2 separate regions of the Homo sapiens genome follow, and region 2 is linked to region 1. A link is a loop called in an ENCODE intact Hi-C map of the cell type or tissue named here. Cell type or tissue: endothelial cell of umbilical vein. All regions are shown on one strand.

Region 1 (8,000 bases):
TGAAGCTATTTTTTTAATGGGCAAAGGACTTGAATAGACATGTCCTCGAAGAAGACATACAAATGGCCAACCAGCACATAGAGAGAGGCTCAACATCATTAGCTGTCAATGAAAGTCAAATCAAAACCACGAGATTCCACTTCACACTCTAGGAGGGCTGCAATCAAAAATACTATAGATAGTACAAAATAATATAGATGTATACATAATAAAGATAACAAGTATTATCAAGAGTGTGGAGAAATTGGAACCCTCACGCTAGTAGGTCTATGGAAAACTGTCAATTTTCATAGGTTAAACATAGTCATATGACTCAGCATGTCCACTCCTGGGCATCTTCCCAAGATAATTGAAAGGATATATCCACACAGAAACCTGTACATGTGTTCATAACAAAGGTACATATGCTGTGTTCATAGCAGCATTATTCATGATAGCCAAAAACCAGAAAGGGCCTAAATATGTATCAACTGAATGGATAAAATGAAATGTGGTGTATTATTACAATGGATTATTATTCAGCCATAAAATGAAGACCTGATACATGCTATAGCATGGATAAACCTTGGAAACAAAGAAATCAGACATGAAAGACCACATATTATAAGATTGCATTTATACATATGAAATATGCTGAACAGGCAAATCCATGGAGACGGAAGACGGTGATTAGGGATTGCCAGGGGCTGGGGGGATGGTTGATAGAGTGTGCAAGACTAATGAAGGTGGCTGCCTACAGCAGGCAGGATGGTGTGGACTGTCTGAGCTTCTCGGTGTGTGCTTTTTCACAGTGTTTACCTTATTGAACCATGTGAAAATATTACCTATTCAAATAAAATATAATACAATCTAAGACTATTAAAGGATGTTATTTTTTTCAGTGCTGAGTGAGATTACAAGTACTTTTGAAAAAATAATTTTATGACTATGTATATTTTCCAAATATCTTATAATAAATGTATAATAGTTTTACGAGCAAGAAAATGTAAAATGTTGAAATATAAAAGGTTCAGTATAAGGATGGGGCCAGGTGCAGTGGATTATAGAATCCCAGCACTTTGAGAAGCCAAGTGGGGAGGATGGCCTGAGGCCAGGAGTTTGAGACCAGCCTGGGCAACACAGTGAGATCCCCGTCTGTACAAAAAAATTTAAAAATTAGGCCAGGTGCAGTGGCTCATGCCTGTAATCCCAGCACTTTGGGAAGCTGAGGTGGGCGGATCATTTGAGGTCAGGAGTTCAAGACCAGCCTGGCCAACATGAGGAAACCCCATCCCTACTAAAAATACAAAAATTAGCCAGGCATGGTGGCACGCACCTGTAATCCCAACTACTCTGGAGGCTGAGGCAGGAGAATCACTTGAACCCGGGAGGGGGTGGTTTGCAGTAAGCCAAGATCAAGCTACTGCACTCCAGCCTGGGAGACACAGTGAGATTCTGTCTAAAAAAAAGAAAAAAAAAAAAAACCGCCAGGCACGGTGGCCCATGCCTGTAATCCCAACACTTTGGGAGGCTGAGGCCGGGTGGATCACAAGGTCAGGAGTTCAAGACCAGCCTGGCCAAGATGATGAAATCCGGCCTCTACTAAAAATACAAAAATTAGCCACGCATGGCCAGGCGCGGTGGCTCACGCCTGTAATCCCAGCACTTTGAGAGGCCAAGGCGGGTGGATCACGAGGTCAGGAGATTGAGACCATCCTGGCTGACACAGTGAAACCCTGTCTCTACTAAAAATACAAAAAATTAGCCGGGCGTGGTGGCGGGTGCCTGTAGTCCCAGCCACTCTGGAGGCTGAGGCAGGAGAATGGCATGAACTCGGGAGGCGGAGCTTGCAGTGAGCCGAGATCGCACCACTGCACTCCAGCCTGGGTGACAGAGCGAGACTCCATCTCAAAAAAAAAAATTAAAAATTAAAAATTAGCTCAGTGTGCTGGTACAGGCCTGTAGTTCAAGCTACTCAGGAGGCTGAGGCAGGAGGATTGCCTGAGCCCAGAATTCAAGGCTGCAGTGACCTATGATCACACCATTGCACTCCAGCCTAGGTGACAGAACAAGACTCTGTCTTTCAAAATAAAAAAAAAGTTCAGTATAAATTTTTTTTTCATCAGTGTGGACAGAAACAAAGTTACAAAATGAAAAGTAAAAGTATCTTCATTTCTCATGTTCACATCTTAAAGGTAACTTTCTTTCTTTCTTTCTTTCTTTTTTTTTTTTTTTTTGAGACGGAGTCTCACTGTGTTGCCCAGGCTGGAGTGCAGTGGCCTGATCTCAGCTTACTGCAAGCTTTGCCTCGCAGATTTCAAGCTATTCTCCTGCCTCGGCCTCCCAAGTAGCTGGAATTACAGGTGCTCACCACCATGCCTGGCTAATTTTTTTGTATTTTTAGTAGAGACGGGGTTTCACTGTGTTAGCCAGGATGGTTTCGATCTCCTGACCTCGTGATCCACGCACCTCAGCCTCCCAAAGTGCTGGGATTACAGGCGTGAGCCACCGCGCCCGGACTTTTTTTTTTTTTTTTGACACAGTCTCACTCTGTCGCCCAGGCTGGAGTGCAGTGGCTGATCTCGGCTTACTGCAAGCTTTGCCTCCCAGATTTCAAGCTATTCTCCTGCCTTGGCCTCCCGAGTAGCTGGGATTACAGGCACCTGCCACCATGCCCGGCTAATTTTTGTATTTTTAGTGTTTCACTATGTTGACCAGGCTGGTCTCTAACTCCTGACCTCAGGTGATCCACCTGCCTTGGCCTCCCAAAGTGCTGTGATTATAGGCATGAGCCATGGTGCCTGGCCTTTAAAGGTAAATTTCTAGGTAGTTTTTTCTGTGTGTGTGTGTCCATACATTTTATATGTATTTGCAAGCATATAGAACTAATTTTTAGGCCAGGTGTGGTGGCTGATGCCTGTAATCCCAGCACTTTGGAAATCCAAGGCTGGTGAATTGCTTGAGGCCAGGAGTTTGAGACCAGCCTGGCCAACATGGTAAAACCCAGCCTCTACTGAAAATATAGAAAATTAGCCGGGTGTGGTAGCATGCGCTTGTAGTCCCAGCTACAAGGGAAGCTGAGGCCTGAGAACCACTTCAACCCGGGAAGCAGAGGTTGCAGTTAGCCGAGATGGTGCCACTGCACTCCAGCCTAGGTGACAGAGTAAGACTCTGTCTCAAAACAAACAAACAAAAAAAAAAAAACTTATTTTTACATGAACGAACGTGTACTTTATGCATCTTGATTTTTTCTTTTGTTTAACATATATTTTTGTATGTTAATAACATATAGTTCCCCCAAGGCATTAATAAACTCTATTGTATTCTCTTGTAAAGCTTTAATAGTTTTCTCACCAAGCGTCATTTAGACTAATTCTCATTTCTTTTTATTTCAGAAGCCACCGTGAGCTTTTTTTTTTGAGACAGGGTCTTGCTCTGTCACCCAGACTGGAGTGCAGTGGCACGATCATAGCTCACTGTAGCCTTGAATGCCCAGGCTCAAGCCTCAACTTTCCAAATAGCTGTGACTACAGGCCTGCGCCACCACAGCTGGCTAATTTTTAAATTTTTTGTAACGTTGGAGTTTCACTATACTGCTGAGGCTGGTCTTGAACTCCTGGCTTCAAGTGATCCTCCCATCTTGGCCTCCTAAAGTGCTGGGATTACAGGCATGAGCCCACGCACCCAGCCAATTATTCTTATTGGTACATGCATATATACACATGTGCCAGCTTCCATTCAGAGGATGGTTTCCTAGTAGAGAGATTGCCTGGTAAACATTAGTTTTTAGAAAATAATTTGTGTTTTGTGGCTAGGGCTTGGGCTCGCTACCCAGAGTTGTGCTGCATACGGTTCCCCACTAGGCGTCAGGAGAGCCCTATACATCTCTAGACAACGCCGTGCATTTCCAGAAAACCTTCAGATGTGTTCACAAGGCTGGTCTGGATTTTTCAAAAAATAATTTTTCTATTGTTCATAGTTCATCTCCACGAACAACCTAATGCTGTGTTTTCTATAAAGTGAAGCTGACATAATCTTTTCCAGTGGTGGTCTTGGTTTGTGCTACTGTTCCTGGCAATGGGCCTCAGGTAAAGGAATAGAAAAGACACAATGCCCAGTTGCTATTTTCCAGATGATAATGAGTAAAACCATGAATGATGTCACTGATGCCAGGGTGCTACCAATGCACGTTTCATGAATGACAACTGCAGAACATTTAGAAGATTCTTTATCACCCTTTTACTAGGTAGTGATCAAATATTTTTCTAAAAGAGTTGACCACAATGGTATACTCAAATCATAAAGTTTCTAGATTTTTCCCAATTGTGTCTTCTTGTAAAAAAATGTGATGATTGCTTTGGTACACCAAACTCCTTGTCATAAGCCATCTTTTGAGTACAGTACCGCAATCCCAGAAGGCATTATGTGAGAAGGCATTTGAAAGCTGAGAAGGAAATGGTTTGTTAGGAACCTAGTGAGAAGCTCTGTAAGCTAGATTGGATAGAATTAAAGTACCCAGAAATAGAAGTAAGGAGGAGAACATAAGATGTGTATTGAAAAGACTTACTTCAGCAATTTTTTTTTTTTTTTTTGAGACGGAGTTTTTTGAGACAGAGTTTCGGTCTCAGCTCACTGCAACCTCCGCCTCCTGGGTTCAAATGATTCTCCTGCCTCAGCCTCCCAAGTAGCTGGGATTACAGGCACCCACCACCACGCTCGGCTAATTTTTTGTATTTTTATTAGAGACGGGGTTTCACCATGTTGGCCAGGCTGCTCTCGAACTCCTGACCTCAGGTGATCCACATGCCTCAGCCTCCCAAAGTGCTGGGATTACAGGCATGAGCCACCACATCTGGCCTTACTTCAGCAATTCTATGTAGGTGTTGAAAAGAGGAAACATACCACAGAAAGTAAAAGGGATGTGCTCCTGTTTTTTCAGAGACAGAGTCTCACTTGTTGGCCAGGCTGCAGTGCAGTGGTGTGATCATAGCTCACCATAACCTTGAACTCCTGGGCTCAAGTGATCCTCCCACCTCAGACTCCTGAGCATCTGGGACAACATGCTCACAGCACCACACCGAGCTAATTGTTCTATTTAAAACAATTTTTTTTTTTTTTTGGCCAGGCACAGTGGCTCACGCCTGTAACCCCAGCACTTTGGGAGGCCGAGGTGGGAGGATCGCCTGAGGTCAAGAGATTGAGACCATCCTGGCCAACATGGTGAAACCCTGTCTGTACTTAAAAAATACAAGAATTAGCTGGGCGTGGTAACAGGCACCTATAGTCCCATCTACTCAGGAGGCTGAGGCAGGAGAATTGCTTGAACCCAGGAGGCAGAGGTTGCAGTGAGCTGAGATCACACCTCTGCACTCCAGCCTGGTGACAGAGTGAGACTTCGTCTCAAAAAAAAAAAAAATTTTTTTTTTTTTTTAGAAATGAGGTCTGGCTATGCTGTCCAAGCTGGTCTCAAACTCCTGGCCTCAAGCTATTCTCCTCCCTCAGCTTCCTGAAGCACTATGATTATAGGGATGAGCCACCATGCCTGTCCTGCTCTGTTTTAATAATATACTGGTACATCTTGTCCATTTGAGTCTCAAGATGTTTGTGAATTTAGTAAGAGAACATGTCCTTGGATTCCAGCAGTATTCTATAAGTTCTTAGAATAGCTAGGTGCTGGCAGGTAGCTAGGCACTAGTAGGTAGCTACTTCTGCAACTTGCTCTGACAACGTGGCAGGTCGAAGTCTCTGTAAATAAGATCTTTACTACCATTGTATTTGAGGATCAGCGAAACATTACAGCCTTAGTTTTGTTATAGTCCTGGGGTAATAGATGAGGCAAATATCCATGACAAATTGGAAAGAAACATCCCCTCAGAATCTTCTTACCTATTGGGAGAATGGTTTTCTCTCTAAGTTAAAACAAACTTTCTGATACAGTAGTTTTCAAACTTATTTATTTTTAGCAGCAGTCTTTTGTAAAAATGAAAATTTGACATGGACTTTCAGTGTATAGAATCTGAATATATACAAACAAAAAGTAGGACCACTGCTTGAAAAACTCCTCGGTTTACCCCCGAGCTGGTCAATAAGGTCATAGGGCTTCCCGGACTCGGCTTGAAACACACTAGACTAGACGGCTCTGTCAGTAATTACACTAGACAGAGCCCCCGCTGCCCCATGGCCAAGCCACTCCCAGTTTACAACCCCCTAGGAGTCACCCTTGACTCACTGAACAAGCAATGTTCAAGTGACTACTGTTTGCCACCACCTGGGTTAGACCCTGGGTACACAGAGATGAAGGAGGCTCAGGTCTCATCCTTGAGGAGCTCAGAGTCCATGCAGAACTACTTTCTAAACTTTAGGGAGCATTGTAATTGCCTGGGCTGCTCATTAATATGTATTATTTCTGGTTTTCACCCCAGAAATGCCCATTCAAAAGGTAAGGGGTGGAGCCTAGAAAGTTGCATCTTTAATATGCATTAACCTAGTGGGAGAAACACAAACATAAACAAGTGCAGTAATGAGGAACCAATGTGCTGGGTGTGAACGGAGGCAGCGGGAGGATTGCAGGATGACAGAGGGGCGTGAGAGGCACCCAGGCGGGCATTATGAGGCCTGGAGGGCATGCCAGCAGAGGGAGCCCCAAGGGGCAAATCCCAACTGCCTAGCTGTTAAAGTCTTCCAGAGGAGTGAGCCACAGCCAGGGCTGAAGGGGCCGCACAGTAGGGCTGGTCATACAACAGCAACCTGAGAGGAGCTCGCTCACATCGTGCACTGCCTCGCATCACTGTGCTAAGGACTTCACACTTATTCTCCTTTCATTCTCACAAGTCCCACCACATAGTGCTACTAATATTCCCACTTCATGAATGATGTTGACATTTAGCGAGATTAAGTGACTTGCAGAAGGGAAACCAGGACTGGAACCCAGGTTTGTTCCTTTCCAAACCCATGTCTTCAACTATTAAATCCTATTTCATCTTTTTTTTTTTTTTTTTTTTTTTTTTTGAGACGGAGTCTCGCTCTGTTGCCAGGCTGGAGTGCAGTGCCGTGGTCTCAGCTCACTGCAACCTCTGCCTCCTGGGTTCAAGCGATTCTCCTGCCTCAGCCTCCCAAGTAGCTGGGATTACAGGCACGTGCCACCACACCCGGCTAATTTTTTTGTATTTTTAGTAGAGATGGGGTTTCACCATGTTGGTCAAGCTGGTCTTGAACTCCTGACCTCGTGATCTGCCTGCCTCGGCTTCCCAAAGTGCTGGAATTATAGGCGTGAGCCACAGTGCCAGACTTTTTTTTTTTTTTTTTTGAGACTGAGTCTTGCTCTGTCACCCAGGTGGAGTGCAATGGCATGATCTCAGCTCACTGCAGTCTCAGCCTCCCAGGTTCAAGCAATTCTCCTGCCTCAGCCTCCCAAGTGGCTGGGACTGCAGACATGCCCCACCATGCCCAGCTAATTTTTGTATTTTTAGTAGAGACAGGGTTTTGCCATATTGGCCAGGCTGGTCTTGAACTCCTGACCTCAGGCAATCCACCCTCCTTGGCCTCCAAAAGTGCTGGGATTACAGGCATGAGCCACTGAGCCCAGCCCCTATTGCCTCTTAAAGGATGTAGACAAGGGAATGGACCAAAACAATCTGTAAGAGGTAAATTCCAGAGGACTTGATGATTGGTTGGCTGTAAGGAGTGAGCAGTCATTCCCTATTCTCCAGCCTGGGGTGCCTGAGTGATGCCACTGACCTGAACAGTGCCTCCTGGAAGAGGAGCGTGCTGAGGAAGGAAGGCTCTGGTAGCTGCCTAGGGAATGGCCTGCAGGTAGCTGGATGTGTGGGAATGAAGGTTGGGTAGAAATCTGATATAGAGATATTGGTTTGGGAATCAGTGGAAACTGTGAAACTCAATGAGTTCACTCACAGAGAGAGGCCTTGAGTGAGAAGAACAGAAGAATGGAGGAGAAGTAGAGTGTGCAAAGGAGGCAGCGAAAGGGAGTGTCATGGAAGCCAAGGGAGTGGAGTTTCAGCAAG
Region 2 (8,000 bases), 290 kb after region 1:
GGAACTATAGGTGATCAGATTTTACTTTTTAGAGAAACAACCAAAAAACATTCAAAACAATGTTCACAAAGTCTCCAAATCCTGTACTTCTCTAATATCTACTACAAAATACTATATGAAATAGTCCTAATATGGAGGACAGGTATAATTCTTATATTTTGAGATATTTTACTTAACTTTAAAGAGTTTAGGCCGGGTGCGGTGGCTCACGCCTGTAATCCCAGCAGTTTGGGAGGCTGAGGTGGGCGGATCATGAGGTCAGGAGATTGAGACCATCCTGGCTAACAAGGTGAAACCCTGTATCTACTAAAAATACAAAAAATGAGTTGGGCGTGGTGGCGGGTGCATGTAGTCCCAGCTACTTGGGAGGCTGAGGCAGGAGAATGGTATGAATCCGGGAGGCAGAGCTTGCAGTGAGCCGAGATCGTGCCACTGCACTCCAGCCTGGGCAACAGAGCGAGACTCTGTCTCAAAAAAAATAAATAAATAAAATAAATAAAAAAGAGTTTAGTAAGAATGAATCTGTTTACTAAAGACTGACTCTTCCTACCATAAACTCAACTACAGAGGTGAGAAAAGTCAACAAATTAATTCTATGTGATTAAACAAATATTTACTGAACATGTACTCTATAAAACTTATATACTGTAAGAGATAAAAAGATGAAGACATTTTATAGGCCCTTAGGGAGCTTAAAACATATTTCTATGGAATGTTAAAAACAACATGATTCCATTTATTTTTTATTTTTTTAAATTTTTTGAGACAGAGTCTTACTCTGTTGCCCAGGCTGGAATGCAGTGGCGCGATCTCGGCTCACTGCAACCTCTGCCTCCCAGGTTCAAGCGATTCTCCTGCCTCAGACTCCTGAGTAGCTGGGACTACAGACACCTGCCACCATGCCCGGCTAATTTTTGTATTTTTAGTAGAGACGGGCTTTCACCATGTTGGCCAGGCTGGTCTCAAACTCCTGACCTCAAGTGATCCACCCACCTCGGCCTCCCAAAGTGCTGGGATTACAGGCATAAGCCACCGTGCCCAGCCCATGATTCCATTTATAACACCAAAAGACCTATTGATATCTGGACACATGAAGTTAAAAATAATAATATTACAAATACAAAAAATTCTCAAAATTCTAGATATTTTGATTATCATAATGGATCTTTGGTATTTCCTCATTTTATATTCAAGGTTTTAACTCATCACAAATGGTCTCAAAGATCCACGATTAACAATGCTTTTCCTGCGGCAAAATGTGAACTTTTGCTGATTTACAGGCACCTTAACTTAAATAGTGATCAACACTGGCATCTATCACAGCTTTGTTTTCTTTTTCTGTAAACAGTAATTCCTTTTTTTTTTTTTTTTTTTTTTGAGACAGGGTCTTACTCTGTCACCCAGGCTGGAGTGCAGTGGCACAATCTCGGCTCACTGCAACCTCTGCCTCCCCGGCTCCTTTCACCTCAGCCTCCGAGTATCTGGGACTACAGGCATGCACCACCACACCCGGCTAATTTTTGTACTTTTTGTAGAGATAGGGTCTCACCACGTTGCCCAGGCTGGTCTTGAACTCCTGAGCTCAAGCAATCCACCCATCTCAGCCTCCCAAACTGCTGGGATTACAGGCGTGAGACACTGTGCCTGGCCAAAAGTAATTTTTATAAGATATTGCTTTTATTTGTAAGCAGAACCTAAGAAAAGAAAGCTAAAGCCAATACAAGTGATGGAAGGAAAGAAAAAGTAATAAGGGGCATTCATTTCCAGCAATATAATGGACCAGAGGTCCCCTGACCAACTTTTGCTGAAAACATATTACAAATGCCAGGTTTTCCAAAATGTATGTTTAAATGCTTTGATAAGTTGACAAGTGAATAAGAAATATTTAGAGGCCAAAGCTAAGAGTAACTGGGAACCCAGAGAACATGTTTGATAAATCAGTTTGCCTTTGATAGCCCCAAAGAACACAGAAAACAGGGCTCACCCAAGGTGAGGAGTGGAACAGGGAACCCTAAAAGGTGAATCAGAAATATTTTGTAGGCATTTTGGATTCTAGTCCTTTGTTGGTGATATGTGTTACAAACAACTTTTCCCACCCCACAGCTTCAATCTCTTAATGTCTTCTCTTGATGAGCTTAAGTCTTTAAGATACATTAATCTTTTCCTTTATGACTAATACTTTTTATGTCTTCTTAAAAGCACTTTACAAAGGAAATCTACATGCTATTTGACAAGAGGCTTGATCTGGCTGGGCGCAGTGGCTCACAACTGTAATCCCAGCACTTTGGGAGGCTGAGGCAGGTAGATCACTTCGAGATCAGCCTGGCCAACATGGTGAAACCCTATCTCTACAAAAAATACAAAAACTGGCAGCGTGGTAGCACATGTCTATAATCCCAGTTATTCAGGAGGCTGAGGCAGGAGAATTGCTTAAACCTGGGAGGTAGAGGTTGCAGTGAACCAAGATCACGCCACTGTGCCAAGATCACGCCACTGCGCTCCAGCCTGGGTGACAGAGCGAGAGATTCCATCTCAAAAAAAAAAAAAAAAAAAAAAAAAAGAGGTTTGATCTCAAAAGTAATCAGGGAAATGCAAATTAAAGCCAGACGTCTACCCAGTTGAGTACAACATGAAAACAAACAGAAACCAACCTGGGGAGAAAAATGAATATGAAAAAAGTATAACCCAGTATACATATTTTTTCTTTAAAAAATAATAGAGATGATGTTTCACCATATTCCCCAGGCTGGTCTTGAACTCCTGGGCTCAAGCGATCCACCCACCTCAGCCTCCCAAAGTGCTGGGGTTATAGGCATGAGCCATCAAGCCCAGCCTAACCCAGGATTTTTTAAGGGGCAAATATGTGAATAAGCATTTCACAAAGACAAAATCCAAATAGTGGTATTCAGCAAAAATCTTGACTCTAAGGGATGTGAACAAGTTCACCATTCTTCATTTCTAGGAGGAAGTAATTCATTCTATAAGTATTAATTAATTTGAAGATTTTTGAGTCTCAGAACTTGAACTCTCATGACTTTCAAAATTATAAGCTTCATAATAGTAGGGACTGTAGTTGTTTTGTTCAGGGCTAGAATAGTGACTGGCACTATCACACACACCAAAAAACAGTTAAATACATAAATGAAAAGAAGTATGAAACTACAACTATTTCAGTGTGAATTACCTTCCTGTGTTCTGACACCAGGAGCCTCAGCTGCATTTCAATTTCATTACTTGTTACTGACGCGTCAATTGTGGATGCACACAGAGGTGGAAAGGGAGGAAGGGATGTTGTAGCTCCAGGAGCACACACAGATTTAATTGCTTCCTCACTCATGGGTTTCCATTTGGATTCATCGTTCAAATCAAATACACAGGTTTCTACTGCATCAGAGGGTTGACAATTTCCCAGGAACATCTGATGGTTGAAAACACAACCAATTGTTCGATATGGGTACAGTGGTTTGGGCTGTTCAGCAACTGGAGGTTCATCAGGATTGGTAGGTTTATGGATGTACCTAAAAAAATTAAATAATTTTATATATGAGAACTTAAAAATTAAAAAGGCAGCATCTTACTGAGAAAATTATTCTAACACTTAAGGCCATAACTACTTCTCAGAACTACAGTTTAATACTTGTTTTTCTTTTTTATATTTCCACAATTTGATTACTCTGTATTAATTGTATGGTACGTCTTTACAATATTGAAACCAACTCTGTTAACAACAGAATACATTCTATGTATACTGTTAAGATCAAAGGCCGGATGCGGTAGTCCCAGCACTTTGGGAGGCCGAGGCAGGGGGATCACCTGAGGTCAAGAGTTCGAGACTAACCTGACCAACATGGTGAAACCCCGTCTCTGCTAAAAATACAAAAATTAGCTGGGCATGGGAGCACGTGCCTGTAGTCCCAGCTACTCGGGAGGCTAAGCCAGGAGAATTGCTTGAACCCGGGAGGCGGAGGCTGCAGTGAGCCGTCCAGCCTGAGCAACAAGGGCGAAACTCCATCTCCAAGAAAAAAAAATAAAAATAAAAAAAGTTTGCCTCAGATAACATAATTAAAATAATTTGGTTATGCATTTTTAGGCACAACTAACCAAAACATTATTAGGCATGATTATCAACCAGGGAGAAAGAGGACTCGGGAATGAAAAGAGGGCCCAGGGCTGGGCCTCTAGAACACACACATTTAAAGACAAGATGAAGGAAAAACTAAGAACAGCCAGAGAGGAATAATAAATATTGAAAGACAATGATAAAAAAGAAGCTAAGGAAAGAGAATGTTCCATGAAGAAAGAAGTGAGACAGCCAGGTGGAAAGGGGTCCCCAGAGAAACTCCAACCAGCCTGTGCACTGGGAGGAGTGCACACTGGGGAGAAGCCACAGAAGTTCGAGCAATTTGCAGTGGGGAGGAGCTTGGCCCCTCCTCTTCCTGAGTGGAAGCTGGAATTCAATCTGCGAGGCAGGAAGCACACTAGCAGGCAGGAAGCACACTAGCAGGCACGAAGCACACTAGCAGGCACTCTGGCTTTGTGGAGCGTCCGTTTCCCAGTGTTTTTCCTTTTTGTTCAATAAATTCCATTTTTCTCCCCCTTCAAATTGCCTGCGAGCCTAATTTTTCGTGGCCATGTGACAAGGACTCAGCTCTTAGCTGAACTAAGGAAGAAGTCCTACAACAGAAGTACTCAGCTGTTTCAAAATCTAATGACAGGCTAAAGTACTTTAAAAAATGTGTCCAGTGGATTTGCCAACGTGGAGATGGTAACCACATCAAATTTTAAAAAGAAATCATCATTTACAACTTGAACTTATTTTCAGACTTAGGTATGATCATCAGAAAAAAACATATGCCAGCCAGGTGTGGTGGCTCATGCCTATAATCTCAGCACTTTGGAAGGCCGTGGCAGGTAGACTGCTTGAGCCCAGGAGTTCAAGACCAGCCTAGACAACACAGCAAAAGCTCATCCCTACAAAAAAATTAGCTAGGCATGGCTGTGCACACCTGCAGTCCCAGCTACGCAAGAGGCTGAGGTAGGAGGACCACCAGAACCCAGGAGGGGGAGGCTGCAGTGGGCTGTGACTGTGCCACTGCACTCCAGCCTGAGCAACAGAATGAGACACTGCAAAAAAAAAAAAAGAGAAAACTGAAAAAAAAATATGCTAATCATACAAAACTAGTAAACATAATTTACTGTTTACCAACATCATGTTGGTAAAGAATATTTGAGGTAAAAGTTTTCTTAGAGTTCATTTACTTGGCTGCCATAATTGAAGTACTTTTTTACATAATCACTGAAAAGGCTCTAACTAAAATCATCAACACGTACCTTCAAGTACCATCAATATGGACAAAAAACCCTTATAATTTAAAATACTTATAACTTAAGCCGGACACAGTGGCTCACGCCTGTAATCCCAGCACTTTGGGAGGCTGAGGTAGGTGGATCACCTAAGGTCAGGAGTTCGAGACCAGCCTGGCTAACATGGTGAAAACTTGTCTCTACTAAAAATACAAAAATCAGCCAGGTGCGGTGGCACATGCCTGTAATCCCAGCTACTTGGGAGGCTGAGACAGGAGAATCGGCTTGAACCTGGGAGGTGGAGGTTGCAGTGAGCTGAGATTGTGCCAGTGCACTCCAGCCTGGGCGACAGAGCGAGACTCCATCTCAAAAAAAAAAAAAAAAAAAAACTTATAACTTCATTTTAATATCCTTATAAACTTAGTAAACTAACCTGTGTCCTGTTAAACTCTCCCAAAAAGTGATGGCCCCATCAGTTCCACAAGTCATAACCCATGCATGAGGTACTCCTTTTGCCTTGGTCCCAACACAAACAAAGGCTTCTAATCCATATCCAAGAAGAAGGCTGCACAGAAGGTTAGCGTGATCTTCACAGTCACCCTGGAAGATAAATTAAAATGAAGTATTCATTCTTCCATATTATTTCCTCATTACATACTTAAATACTAAATTATAATAAAAATTTATTGGCTGGGCACAGTGGCTCACGCCTGTAATCCCAACACTTTGGGAGGCCAAGGCGGGTGGATCACATGACGTCAGGAGTTCAAGACCAGCCTGGCCAACATAAGGAAACTCTGTCTCTACTAAAAATACAAAAATTAGCCGGGTGTGGTAGCACACACCATTAGTCCCAGCTACTCAGGAGGCGAGGCAAGAGAATCACGTGAACTTGGGAGGCGGAGGTTGCAGTGAGCTACAATCGCGCCACTGCATTCCAGCCTCAGCAACAGAGTAAGACTCTGTTTCCAAAAAAAAAAAAAAATGTTTATAAAGAACTCACACAACACAGAAAGAAAAGTAGAACATTTTTTTTTTTTTTTTTTTTTGAGACAGGGTCTTCCTCTGTCACCCAGGCTGGTGACATGATTCATAGCAGCCTTGACCTCCTGGGCTTAAGTGATTTCCCCATCTCAGCCTCCCAAGTAGCTGGGACTAAAGGTGTGCACCATGACACCTAGCTAATTTTAAAATTTTTTTTGTATAAACAGGGGTCTTACTGTGTTACCCAGGCTGCTCTTGAACTCCTGGGCTCAAGTGATCCTCCTGCCTCAGCCTCCCAAAGTGTTGGGATTACAGGCATGAGCTCCTGTGCCCAGCCTGGAATATTTTAATAGATTAATAGCTGAAGTACATGAACAAACAAGCAAACAAGTCATACAGCAAGAAATGCAAATAAATGGAAAACACTCAACCAATGACTGATAGTATCTATATGTGATAATTTCAAGAAAATACATACATAAGAAAAATGACTGGCAAGAACAACAACAAAATGCCAACAATGGTTATTACTGGGGAGGTTATATATAATTTTCCACTCTTTTTCCAGATTTTCTTTGGTTATATTACTTTCAATTTTAAAAAGTTATAAAGACCTATAAAAAAATAGAAAATATTAGCTGGGTATGGTGGTGTGTGCCTGTAATCCCAGCTACTCAGGAGGCTGAGGCAGGAGAATCGCTTGAACCTGGGAGGCAGAGATTGCAGTGAGCTGAGATCGTGCCACTGCACTCCAGCCTGGACAACAGAGTGAGACTCTGTCTCTAAAAAAAAAAAGAAAAAAAGAAAAGAAAATATCTGATACTGTGTTCTGTGAAAAAAATTACCAAGATATTAAACACTATGGTTACAATTTCGTATTTAAGTGTAGGAAGACTACACGCGAAAGCAAAAATAACTATTTGAGTTGAGTGTCCGAATGAAGAAATTTCTTTTTTTTTTCCTCTCTTTTGAGATAGGGTCTAGTTCTGACACCCAGGCTGGAGTGCAGTGGCATGATCTCAGCTCAATGCTGCCTTGACGTCCTCAGCTCACTGCAGCCTTGATGTCCCCAGCTCAAGTGATTCCCCCGCCTCAGCCTCCTGAATAGCTGGGACCACAGGCACTCATCACCAGGCCCAGCTATTTTTTGTGTTTTTGTAGAGACAAGGTTTCACCAAGTTGCCCTGGCTGGTCTCGAATTCCTGGACTCAAGCAATCCGCTTGCCTCAGCCTCCCAAAGTGCTGGGACTACAGGCATGAGCCACCTTACCTGGCCAAGAAATTTCTTTCTCCAAAAAATTGGATTTGGTGGTGCTAAAGTTTTTTAAAAAAAATTAACTGTAAGAAAACAAATAGCATTTTATAGTTCTTCAAGTGGCTTTACAAAAATGTAATAACCAATCTTTTATTTTTTAATTTACTTTTTTCTTTTTTGAGACAGAGTCTCGCTCTGTCACCCAGGCTGGAATGCAGTGGCATGACCTCGGCTCACTACAACCTCCTCCTCCCGGGTTCCAATGATTCTCAGCCTCCTGAGTAGCTAGGACTACAGGCGTGCACCACCACACCCAGCTAATTTTTGTATTTTTAGTAGAGAGAGAGTTTCATCATGTTGGCCAGGTTGGTCTTGAACTCCTGACCTCAAGTGATCCACCCACCTCGGCCTCCCAAAGTGCTGCGATTACAGGCATGAGCCACTGCGCCTGGCTTAA

What was found. Hi-C counts contacts between places; a loop is a spot of excess contacts. Peaks named below come from ENCODE experiments on the same cell type or tissue, not always from the same donor. Only the 100,000 strongest peaks of a DNase experiment are listed, where the experiment ranks them.
Region 2: it touches region 1 in a loop (8-fold over the local background); 63 of 110 quality-filtered maps call a loop at or near these places.

What each region holds. Positions count from the first base shown.
Region 1 is chr18:12,388,003-12,396,002 of GRCh38, forward strand. No RefSeq gene overlaps it. Among named protein-coding and RNA genes, the nearest start is that of AFG3L2, 15 kb to the left of the region's middle. In endothelial cell of umbilical vein, CTCF peaks have their summits at 3,831 and 6,603 (motif pointing right); a DNase peak (open chromatin) is centred at 3,869.
Region 2 is chr18:12,674,925-12,682,924 of GRCh38, forward strand. CEP76 (centrosomal protein 76) reads right to left here. Exons shown (of 12, transcript NM_024899.4): 9 at 5,738-5,904; 10 at 3,185-3,518. It also overlaps a transcript of PSMG2 not described here. Among named protein-coding and RNA genes, the nearest start is that of SPIRE1, 21 kb to the left of the region's middle. In endothelial cell of umbilical vein, no CTCF peak of the experiment used is centred here; a DNase peak (open chromatin) is centred at 4,477; H3K4me3 peaks cover 211 bases; H3K27ac peaks cover 1,336 bases.